Regions from separate parts of the Homo sapiens genome. Here region 2 is linked to region 1. Evidence: read pairs that join two places in POLR2A ChIA-PET (ENCODE). Cell type or tissue: Caco-2. All regions are shown on one strand. Links, peaks and the distances in the headings refer to the core of each region. The heading gives the core; the rest is flanking DNA.

The links. Peaks named below come from ENCODE experiments on the same cell type or tissue, not always from the same donor. Only the 100,000 strongest peaks of a DNase experiment are listed, where the experiment ranks them.
Region 2: POLR2A ChIA-PET joins it to region 1 with 7 read pairs; 2 of 35 experiments call an interaction of 5 or more read pairs at or near these places.

Annotation. Positions count from the first base shown.
Region 1 is chr18:7,158,083-7,165,970 of GRCh38, forward strand. No RefSeq gene overlaps it. Among named protein-coding and RNA genes, the nearest start is that of LAMA1, 44 kb to the left of the region's middle. RefSeq lists an enhancer at 130-630. In Caco-2, for the core only: no CTCF peak of the experiment used is centred there; a DNase peak (open chromatin) is centred at 3,740.
Region 2 is chr18:7,095,948-7,098,447 of GRCh38, forward strand. All of the region lies in intron 1 of LAMA1 (laminin subunit alpha 1), which reads right to left. Among named protein-coding and RNA genes, the nearest start is that of LAMA1, 21 kb to the right of the region's middle. In Caco-2, for the core only: no CTCF peak of the experiment used is centred there; no DNase peak of the experiment used is centred there.

The sequences.
Region 1 (7,888 bases), core at 2,800-5,299:
CCTCCAGCTCTTGCTTTCATACTGCTTCCTCCAAGTTCTTTTGAACTTTGCAAAAAGCAGTCATCACCTGTACATGTTACCTTTAACCCTTTAAAAGGTGACAGTTTTGCAGAACTTGCTCTGGTAGTTCCCGATGTCCTGAGCTCGCTGCAGTTCTATTGGAACTGTAAACTGTGGGATGACTTTAGGTAGCAGTGGCGGCTGGAGGGCTTCGTTACAAGGCTGGGTTGGAATGAACACGTTGGGTGTGGCATGGGAGCGAGAGGAAGACCCAAATCAGGAGACTGAGGCACATGAGGGAGCAGGAGTCCCGGGCTGCGCATGCAGTGGGAGGGCAGGCATTCCTCAGAGCTTGACACTGTTTCTAGAGGGGATGTTTGTCCGCTGACTCACACCGAGGCACGAACCACTGTCTACATCTTCCCTCTTTCTCCTCCTTTCAGATATCAGCCATGGTTTCATGGTTTGCATCCCAGGATAGAACACCAGGAAGCTCTGGTACTCTGGCTTCCCAGGCTGGATTATTTGGGGGATATTCTCATAATAGAGGCAATAAAGTGGACCCAGAACAGGCCTTGAATGGCCCAAGCTCAAATCTCCACCCTGCCACTTACTATCAGTTACACCCAACATCTCTGAGCTGCAGTTTTTTAAATCTGTAAAACGGGATCCCTAATGCCTGTCTAGAAAAGTTGTTATCATTAAGTATGATATCCATAAGTATTATATATATATAATAGATAATCAGGAAGTTATGTTTGTTATTATCTCTATGTTACTTTCTCTATGTCTGTACCTGTATTTGTGTCTATGTCTATATCTATATGTTATAGCTTTATCTACATGAATCTATATATGGAGTAAACTTATTTATGTTAAGAGCTTTATTGAGATATAATTTATATACAATTAAATCCATTTATTTTTTAAGAGTACAACTCAATGACTTTTAATAGTAAATTTACTAGTTATGCAACCATTGTTACAATAATGTTAAAACATTTTTATCACCCCCCCAGAAAAAACCTCATGGACATTTGCACTCACTAGAGTAAACTCTTTACCAAGACATTTACACTCATGAAAAGTTTTGTTAGAATTTTGTATGAAAAAAAATTTTTTTTCTTTTTATTTTTTTGAGAGGGAGTCTCACTCTGTCACCAGGCTGGAGTGCAGTGGCACAATCTCAGCTCACTGCAACCTCTGCCTCCCAGGTTCAAGCAATTCTCCTGCCTCAGCCTCCTGAGTAGCTGGGACCACAGGCACACGCCACTATGCCCAGGTAATTTTTGTATTTTTAGTACAGATGGGGTTTCACCATGTTGGCCAGGATGGTCTCGATCTCTTGACCTCATGATCCGCCTGCTTCAGCCTCCCAAAGTGCTGGGATTACAGGTGTGAGCCACTACACCCAGCAAAAAAAATTTTAAAGTGATTAGTTTATATATATATATATATATATATATATATATATATATATATATATATTTAAATTATACTTTAAGTTCTAGGGTACATGTGCACAACGTGCAGGTTTGTTACATGTGTATACATGTGCCATGTTGGTGTGCTGCACCCATTAACTCGTCATTTACATTAGGTATCTCTCCTAATGCTATCCCTCCCCCCTCCCCCCTTTATTTGTGAGATGTGAGATGATGAACTTAATACAAATTCAAAAGGAAAAAAGGAGTATACAAGTGATGTCTCCCTCAGGGTTTCTCTCAGTTAACATTAGTTGCCTCTAAAAAGAACTGCTTGAAATCCCAGAGAGGTAGACAGAGATTTTAAACTCAAGGATGTATGCTGATTTTATCAAATTCTTTTTCGTCATCTAGAAGTGTGCTGTTCAATAAGGTAACCATTACCTCCTGTGGCTGGCTCACAAACACTTGAAATTTGGCTAGTGTGATTGAGGAACTGAATTTTTAATTTAATTTTAATTAAACTAAATTTTAAGACTGATAATTCAGTTACTGAAAAACTCAAGTATGTTTGCAACTTGGATATATACACCTACTTTTTTGTATCATAAACTTCACTAAATCTTAATGCAGATCAAGCTTTTCCAATGAAAATTTTGTGTCTGAATTGCGGTGAGCTAGGACAGTACATTTTAGATATATTGGGTTAAATAAAATATCATTAAAATTTGTTTTATCTGTTGCTTTTTACTTATTTGAAATGTGGCTTCTAGAATATCTAAAATTACCCACGTGGTTCACTTTATCTTCCTATTGGACATGCTGCTCTAGAGAGATATCATATGCTTTTTCTCATTTTATCTATTATTATGGTGAAATATATTAGTGTATTTTCTAATAATTTTTCTCTTTTTGCATTTCTGGCATAACCACCACTTGGTCATGGCATTCTGAATTATTTACCATAATTCTTTATTCTTTATTTAGCTCCTTTGGCCTTAATATTCATATGTAAGATTGGTCTTTAGTTTTATTGGGCTATCATCACACATCTGGAAGCTGTTCCTGTCTAGTCTTGACATTATTTAAATAACATAGAAGATATTGTTCTTTGGGCCCGGCGTGGTGGCCCATGCACTTTGGGAGGCTGAGGCGGGTGGATCACTTGAGGTCAGGAGTTCGAGACTAGCCTGGCCAACACGGTGAAACCCTATTTCTACTCAAAATACAAAAAATTAGCCGGGTGTGGTGGCTCATGCCTGTAATCCCAGCTACTCAGGAGGCTGAGACAGGAGAATCACTTGAACCTGGAAGGCAGAGGTTGTAGTGAGCCAAGATCGTGCCATTGCACTCCAGCCTGGACAACAGAGTGAGACTTCATCTCAAAAAAAAAAAAAAAAAAAAAGGCCGGGGGCAGTGGCTCACGCCTGTAAACCCAGCATTTTGGGAGGCCGAGGTGGGCGTCACGAGGTCAGGAGATCAAAACCATCCTGGCTAACACGGTGAAACCCCGTCTCTACTAAAAAATACAAAAAAATTTAGCCGGGTGTGATGGTGGGTGCCTGTAGTCCCAGCTACTCAGGAGGCTGAGGCAGGAGAATGTTGTGAACCCGGGAGGCGGAGCTTGCAGTGAGCGGAGATCGCACCACTGCACTCCAGCCTGGGCGACAGAGTGAGACTCCGTCTCAAAAAAAAAAAAAAAAAAAATGGGACCTTAGAGAGATGATTAGGTGATAAGGGCTCTGCTCTCACGAAGGAATTAATGTCATTATCTCAGGAATGGGATTTTCATAAGTTAGGGAGTTCTGCCCACTTTTTCTCCCTCTCTCTCAGTGTCTCTCACCACATGATGCCCTTCTGCCATCTTAGGATGCAGCAAGAAGGCCCTTGCCAGATGCAGCTTTCAGTCTTGGACGTCCCAGCTTCTGTGAGCCAAACAGATCTCTTTTTAAAAATAAAATTACCTAGTCTGTATATTGTGTTTTAGCAGCAGAATACGAACAGGGTGGCCCAGTTTGAGTATCATTGCACCTAGGACCCTGAACCAGGCTTCTCTAGCTCCACTCTCATGCTCAGTTGCTGACTACACATTCTCTCTAGGGGTCCCCCTGTCCCTTCAACAATCAGGCTTCTGTCAAATCTGGCTTCACCCAAATTCATTCAACAAATTTACTCATGTGTGAACCCCAGTGATTAATAAGCTCAAATTGTTTGCTAGGTGTCTCTCTAGCCACTGTGCAAATCTCTGGATACAAATGTTTGTCCTGGAGACAGGATACTGGCTAACTCTCTTGAAGCCACATTCCAAATGGAAATTGGAGGAAGGGTCATATCCTCCAGCTCCCACCAAACTAATACACCCTGTTACAAAAGAATGTGGTTACTCAGTCTATCAACTTTGCTTTGGGTTCAGGATGTTGCACAACATACTGGTGAGATGTTAGAGGGAAAAGAAGAGAAAAGTTAGATACTAGAAACCCTCCCAGAGGGATTCTTCTGAAGAGAGATTCTTCTATAGCTCTACAATTATTAGGGCCTTAGGCTTGAGAGTCAAGTGAGTTGATATATGTAAAGCACTTAGGGTAGTGACAGGCACATAGTAAGAGCTATGAAAGTCTAGTTATTTATTTATTTATTTATTTATTTATTTATTTATTTATTTATTATTTTGAGACGGAGTCTCTCTCTGTCACCCAGGCTGGAGTGCAGTGGCACGATCTCAGCTCAGTGCAAACTGTGCCTCCCAGGTTCATGCCATTCTCCTGCCTCAGCCTCTCGAGTAGCTGGGACTACAGGTGCCCGCCACCACGCCCAGCTAATTTTTTTTGTATTTTTAGTAGAGACGGGGTTTCACCTTGTTAGCCAGGATGTTCTCAATCTCCTGACCTCGTGATCTGCCTGCCTCCCAAAGTGCTGGGATTACAGGCGTGAGCCACCGCGCCCAGCCAAGTTTAGTTATTTTTATCTCCATGCTCGGCATCACCGCTCCCTGTCCTGCCACCATGGGAATGTGGGCCCATCCCAGCACAGCCTCCTTCCTCCTGCTGCCAAGGCTGCTTAGGTTCCACACCTGAGTCAGGAAAGTCCCAAATCCACCATGTTCAGAGAAGATACTTTCAGTTTCCAGCCCCATGACAGCCCTTAGGGTAGTTCACAAATACTCTTCTTTGCCTTCTTCAGGGACCTGGTAGGATTATAATTCCTCATGTCTTTTGATGTCCCATGTGGGCATGCGACTCTCTTGGCCAACAAAACCTGGAAGGAGTTAACTTGTGTTGCTTCTGGATGGAAGTTTTAAGAGGCCATGTGTGAGTCGCCACAACCCCTTATCACTGCTGCAGCGATTGTGAACTTGTGTCCAGCCAGAGCTTCCATCAGCCCAGGACCCCGAGAGATGGCACTGAGTTCGGCCCCAGCTGACCTGCACTGATGTGTGGTGTCAGTGAAAACAAACCTTTAGTGTATGAGGTCCCTGGGATTTGGGGGTTGCTCCTGCAACGTAATGAGCCTACCATGAATGACACACCCCTAATGAGGCTTGTATGAAATGTGATAGGCTTGAATTAAATCCCACACACTGGGATTGAGAAAGGGGGAGACTCAAACTAATGTTCATCCTTCTCAACAAAGTGCAGGTCCCTGTGTCATCTCAGGCATATGTGAGTATATCCCTGTCCTCGGGAGCCTTCCACATGCCCCCATTACAGCTCTTCCACACTTCCACACAGGTGGTTGTTTGTTGCCTGTCTGATTCTCCTCTACAACTATGAGCTCCCAAAAGGCAGCAATGATATATTTTTACCCAACCATCCAATGAACTTTTTTTTTTTTTTTTTTTTTTTTTTTTTGAGATGGAGTCTCACTCTTTCGCCCAGGCTGGAGTGCAGTGGAAAGATCTTCGCCCACTGCAACCTCTGCCTCCTGGTTTCAGGTGATTCTGCTGCCTCAGCCTCCGGAGTAGCTGGGATTACAGGTGCGTGCCACCACACTCAGCTAATTTTTTATAGTTTTGAGTAGAGACAGGGTTTCACCATGCTGGACAGGCTGGTCTCGAACTCCTGACCTCAAGTGATCTGCCTGCCTTGGCCTCCCAAGTGCTAGGATTATTGGCGTGAGCCACCCCACCCGGCCCCAATGAACTTTTAATCAAGTTCCTTAACAGGTCTGTGCTTCAGTTTCCTTATCTATAAAACACAAATAATAATCATACTTAGCTCAGAGTTGCAGTGAGAATTTGATTGAATAAATGAACCAATACATTTGAATGGTAGTTAAATCACTATTAGGGCAGTGCCTGCCACATAAGCCATACTATGTAAGTGTTACCTTTTATTTTATCATTTCTGTTTGAAGGACTCTTGATTCCTGAATTATCTGTGTAAACCATTGCACTCTGCGTAGTCCCAGCACTGTGCCTTACAGATGAAGCAGCTGTGGTTCAAGGGACAAAAGAGGCAAGAATGAACGGTTCCAGGATTTCCGGCTTGGGGAACCTGGTGGGCGTTATGCCTTCAGCCAAGAAAAAGAAAGTAAGAGGGATAGATTTAAGGGGGATACTGAACTGACTTTGGATGTGTTGAGTTTTAGGCGCCTGCAGGTCATCTAGACGGAGATGACTGATAGGCATTTAGGCAGGTGGATTTGGAAGTAAGCCGAGAGATGGGGTGTGGGGGGAGCAGATGTAGACGCATGTGTCATCAGCATGTCCATGGCAGGTAAAGTCGTGGGATTCGAGGGACAAGGACTGAGGACCGCCCCCATGGGGAGAACCTATAGTCAAGGAGAGGTGGGAGGAACAAAAATGAGCCTGCCACTGGGATGGCAGAGACAACATTTACTATAAACTCAAAATAAAAAGAAAAACATGGACTTTTGACTGTTCTGGGAAATTGCATAAACTCAAAGTTCTCTCCCTATAATCTCTTAGAATATGTGTGTGAAGAGATTCTCTACAACATGGGAGTGTGCACAAGCTGCTCTGAGCTTGCCACACCGCATCCCACGAGGACAGGGTGGTGCCTGGGCTGACCTCAGGCCTGGGAGGCACATCATTCTCGTTTCTGAACGATAAAATGTTGTTCAGAGCTAAAGAACACAGTTTTCTCCCTTCACCCCTCCCAATCGTTTTAAATGAAAAAGCATTATAGCCATGCATAATGTCTCTTCTCATTAAAGTTTAATCCTAATCTGCAATAAGTCATACTGAACACATACTAATGCAGTAATTGTGGGTTTGGGTGTGAAAGAGAATTCAGTCTTCACGTGTTCTGGACCACGACAGTTTACTCCGAGCCCCAATAGATGGCACTGCTGATGCATGCAGCAGGAGAAACCAAGCATGGCTTCCTGAGTGGAACCAGAGTGATTCTACTACTTCATCTGTCTTTGGTAATAATCTATCATCCCCCAAGAAACATTATCTCCAGATGCAGTTTCTTATTCTGTATTCCATGTGGCACACTTAGAACCTGCTGCCCCACCAAACCCTGTCCCCCACCTTGGATCCTTCTCCTAAGGTTTTGGGCAAAAGAGCTCCTCTTCCTTTTCAGTGGTAGCTGCCTAGAATTGCCTTCCTCTCCTTCTTTTCCTTCTGCTTCCCTCTTCCTCACAACCCTACAGCTGTCCAAAAGCAGCCAGAGCCTGTGACCCCCATCACTTGTCCTCCTGGGTGCCCAGCCTGGCAGACGTCACCTGCAGATACCTGGCCTGCACTCTGGAAGCACACGCCCCCTACCATGTGGGAAGGTAATATCTTCTTTCAGATATCACATTGTTTGGCCAGTCATCAAATGCATCATTTTACTTCAACCAGATTAGGAGTTCAGTGGTTCTGGGGGGCTGGGGGAACACGGCCACCAATCCTAACAACCCTATCACTCAGTGAGTCCCAAACCCAAAGGCGGTGATTGGCTGAGATAAAATGGGATCACAGCTAGGTGACTGCATCACACAGTAAGTGCTGTGACAGGGCTGTAAGGAAAATGCCATAAGGGAATTCCTTATTCCTCCAGGTGAAGGCTGAAGCAAGGCATAGTGAAGGAGGTGATATTGAGCATGATCTATGAAGAGCCGTTCAGCAGAAGGAGTGGGGAGTGTAGGGACAGGAGGCAGTGCCCACCAAGACCACAGTGTGCTTCTGGCCTGGGAGGCTAGGAAGCTTGATGTAAAGTGAGTAGATTGACCAATGGGAAGAAGGGAGAGGGGGCTGAGGACAGACTGAGCAACCTTGAGTGCCCCTCGGTCCTTAGGCTTGAACGCTAAGCTATGAGGAGCCAGCAAAGGTTTTCCAGGTCAAGAGTTGAGTGTGTCCCCCTCAAAAAGATATAAAGTCCTAGCCTCCATACCTTAGAATGCGACGTAATTTGGAAAAAGGGCTGTTGCAGATGTGGTTAGTTAAGGTAAGGTGAGGTCATACTGAAGTATGTGGGCCTTTAATCCCAAACAACTGGTGCTCCTATGAGAGG
Region 2 (2,500 bases), core at 1-2,500, 65 kb before region 1:
ATTCCAGTTACTCAGAAGGCTGAGGCAGGGGAATCGCTTGAACCTAGGAGGCGGAGGTTGCAGTGAGCCGAGATCGCGCCATTGCGCTCCAGCCCAGGCAACAGCGCGAGACTCCGTCTCAAAAAAAAAGAAAATACTTCAGTATAGACTGTGGTATGGTATATGTGTGTGTGAGAGACACAGGTTAAGCAGCTAGTATTAAAACAGGTGATGTGTCTTCCTGGATAGTTAGCTGGTGGTTCTCCAATCCGGAATACTGCCCACATTCCAGAGGCACCCTGCTCTTTCTGTCTCCATGACAGCAGCACTTTGTTAATTACCAGGGAGAATATAGCAATGGGATATTAGTAAAATCAGTGGATTGTTAATGGCATGATGACTAATGGAAACAGATTTCCACTGGTGAAATTCATGGTAGTCAAGGTCTCCATATCAATTACATTTTAGAGCTGGGCATCGTGGCTCACACCTATAATCCCAGCATTTTGAGAAGTCGGGGCAGGAAGACTGCTTGAGCCCAGGAGTACAACACCAGCCTGGGTAACAATTTTTTTTTAATTAGCTGGGCATGGTAGTGCGTGTCTGTAGTCCCAGCTACTCAGGAAGCTGAAGTGGGAAGATCTCTTGAGCCCAGGAGGTCAAGGCTGCAATGAGCCGTGATCACACCACTGCAATCCAGTCTAGGTGACCAAGCAAGACACTCTCTCTCTCTCTCTCTATCTCTCCCCCACCCCATTCCATATGTGTATATATATAAAATATAGAGCAACTTTTGTCTATGGCATAATAAGGAAGTTGACAAATTCTCTCCCACCCAAAAAAATTATGTAAGTGAACAAAGTTTTCAAAAGCAACCATTTCAGGACTCTGAAAATCATCTTAAGACAAACAACAAACTGGCAAGCTTTTCTTTAGGAAAAGCTGCTAGAGTTTTGGGTAAGATGCGTGGAAGAGAGCGTCCTTCCAGCAGAGGCAGCTCCATTCTTACCCCAGCCCGTCGGCAGGGGAGTTTCCTAAGGCAGGGCTAGCCGTGAAAGCCAGCAGCTCCACTGATGGAGAAGGCTGGCTTGATTCAGAGCAGAGCAGAAGCACATGCCTAATGATCTTATCAGCAAAAGTAGTGAACTTGGTAGAAAATGAATGGGGAAAGCTCACAGCTGGGCTAGCCTGAGGTTTTAGTCCCAGTAGGGTGCATGCAACCGATAGCTGGACCAGCCAAAATTGTAATAACGAGATCCTGGAAACAGGAGAGCCACAGAAGGGCTGGATCAGCTCTCCATCCACACCAGGCTTCTTTATTCAAAAGGAACAAAATACTTGAACAAAAAAAATAATAAAAAAAAAAGAATGAAAGAAATTCAAGAAAAATTCAATGAAAGAAATGTTATTCACAGAAAACCTATAAAAATTTTGGGGGAGAAATTAGAGAAGATTTAAATGAATGAAAAGATATTTCTTATTCATGAACGGGAAGATTCAATATTGTTAGACAGCAATTCTCCTTAAATTGATCTGTAGGTTCCATCCAATTGCTATCAAAATCTCAGCTGGCTTTTTTTTTTTTTTTTTTTGTAGAAATTGGCAAGCTGATACAATTGGAAATACAAATGACCTAGAACAGTTAAAGCACTTTAGAAAAAGTTAACAAAGTTGAATGACTTACACTACCTATTTCAAAACTTACTATAAAGCCAAAGAAGTCCAGACAGTGTGATATTAGCATAAAACAGATGCATAGATCAATAGAACAAAATAGAGTCCAAAAGTATATACTTATTTTTATGGTCATTTGATTTTTGGCAAAGGTGCGAAGGCAATTTTCAACAAATGTTGCTGGGACCACTGGATATCTATATGCAAAAAATGAACTTACACCTCTCCCTCTCCCTCTCCCCTCTCCCCTCTCCCCTCTCCCCACGGTCTCCCTCTCCCTCTCTTTCCACGGTCTCCCTCTCATGCTGAGCCGAAGCTGGACTGCACTGCTGCCATCTCGGCTCACTGCAACCTCCCTGCCTGATTCTCCTGACTCAGCCTGCCTAGTGCCTGCGATTGCAGGCTCGCGCCGCCACGCCTGACTGGTTTTGGTGGAGACGGGGTTTCGCTGTGTTGGCCAGGCCGGTCTCCAGCCCCTAACCGCAAGTAATCCGCCAGCCTCAGCCTCCCGAGGTGCCGGGATTGCAGACGGAGTCTCCTTCACTCAGTGCTCAATGGTGCCCAGGCTGGAGTGCAGTGGCGTGATCTCGGCTCGCTACAACCTCCACCTCCCAGCCGCCTGCCTTGGCCTCCCAAAGTGCCGAGATTGCAGCCTCTGCCCGGCTGCCACCCCGTCTGGGAAGTGAGGAGTGTCTCTGCCTGGCCGCCCATCGTCTGGGATGTGAGGAGCCCCTCTGCCTGGCTGCCCAGTCTGGAAAGTGAGGAGCGTCTCCGCCCGGCCGCCATCCCACCTAGGAAGTGAGGAGCACCTCTTCCCGGCCGCCATCACATCTAGGAAGTGAGGAGC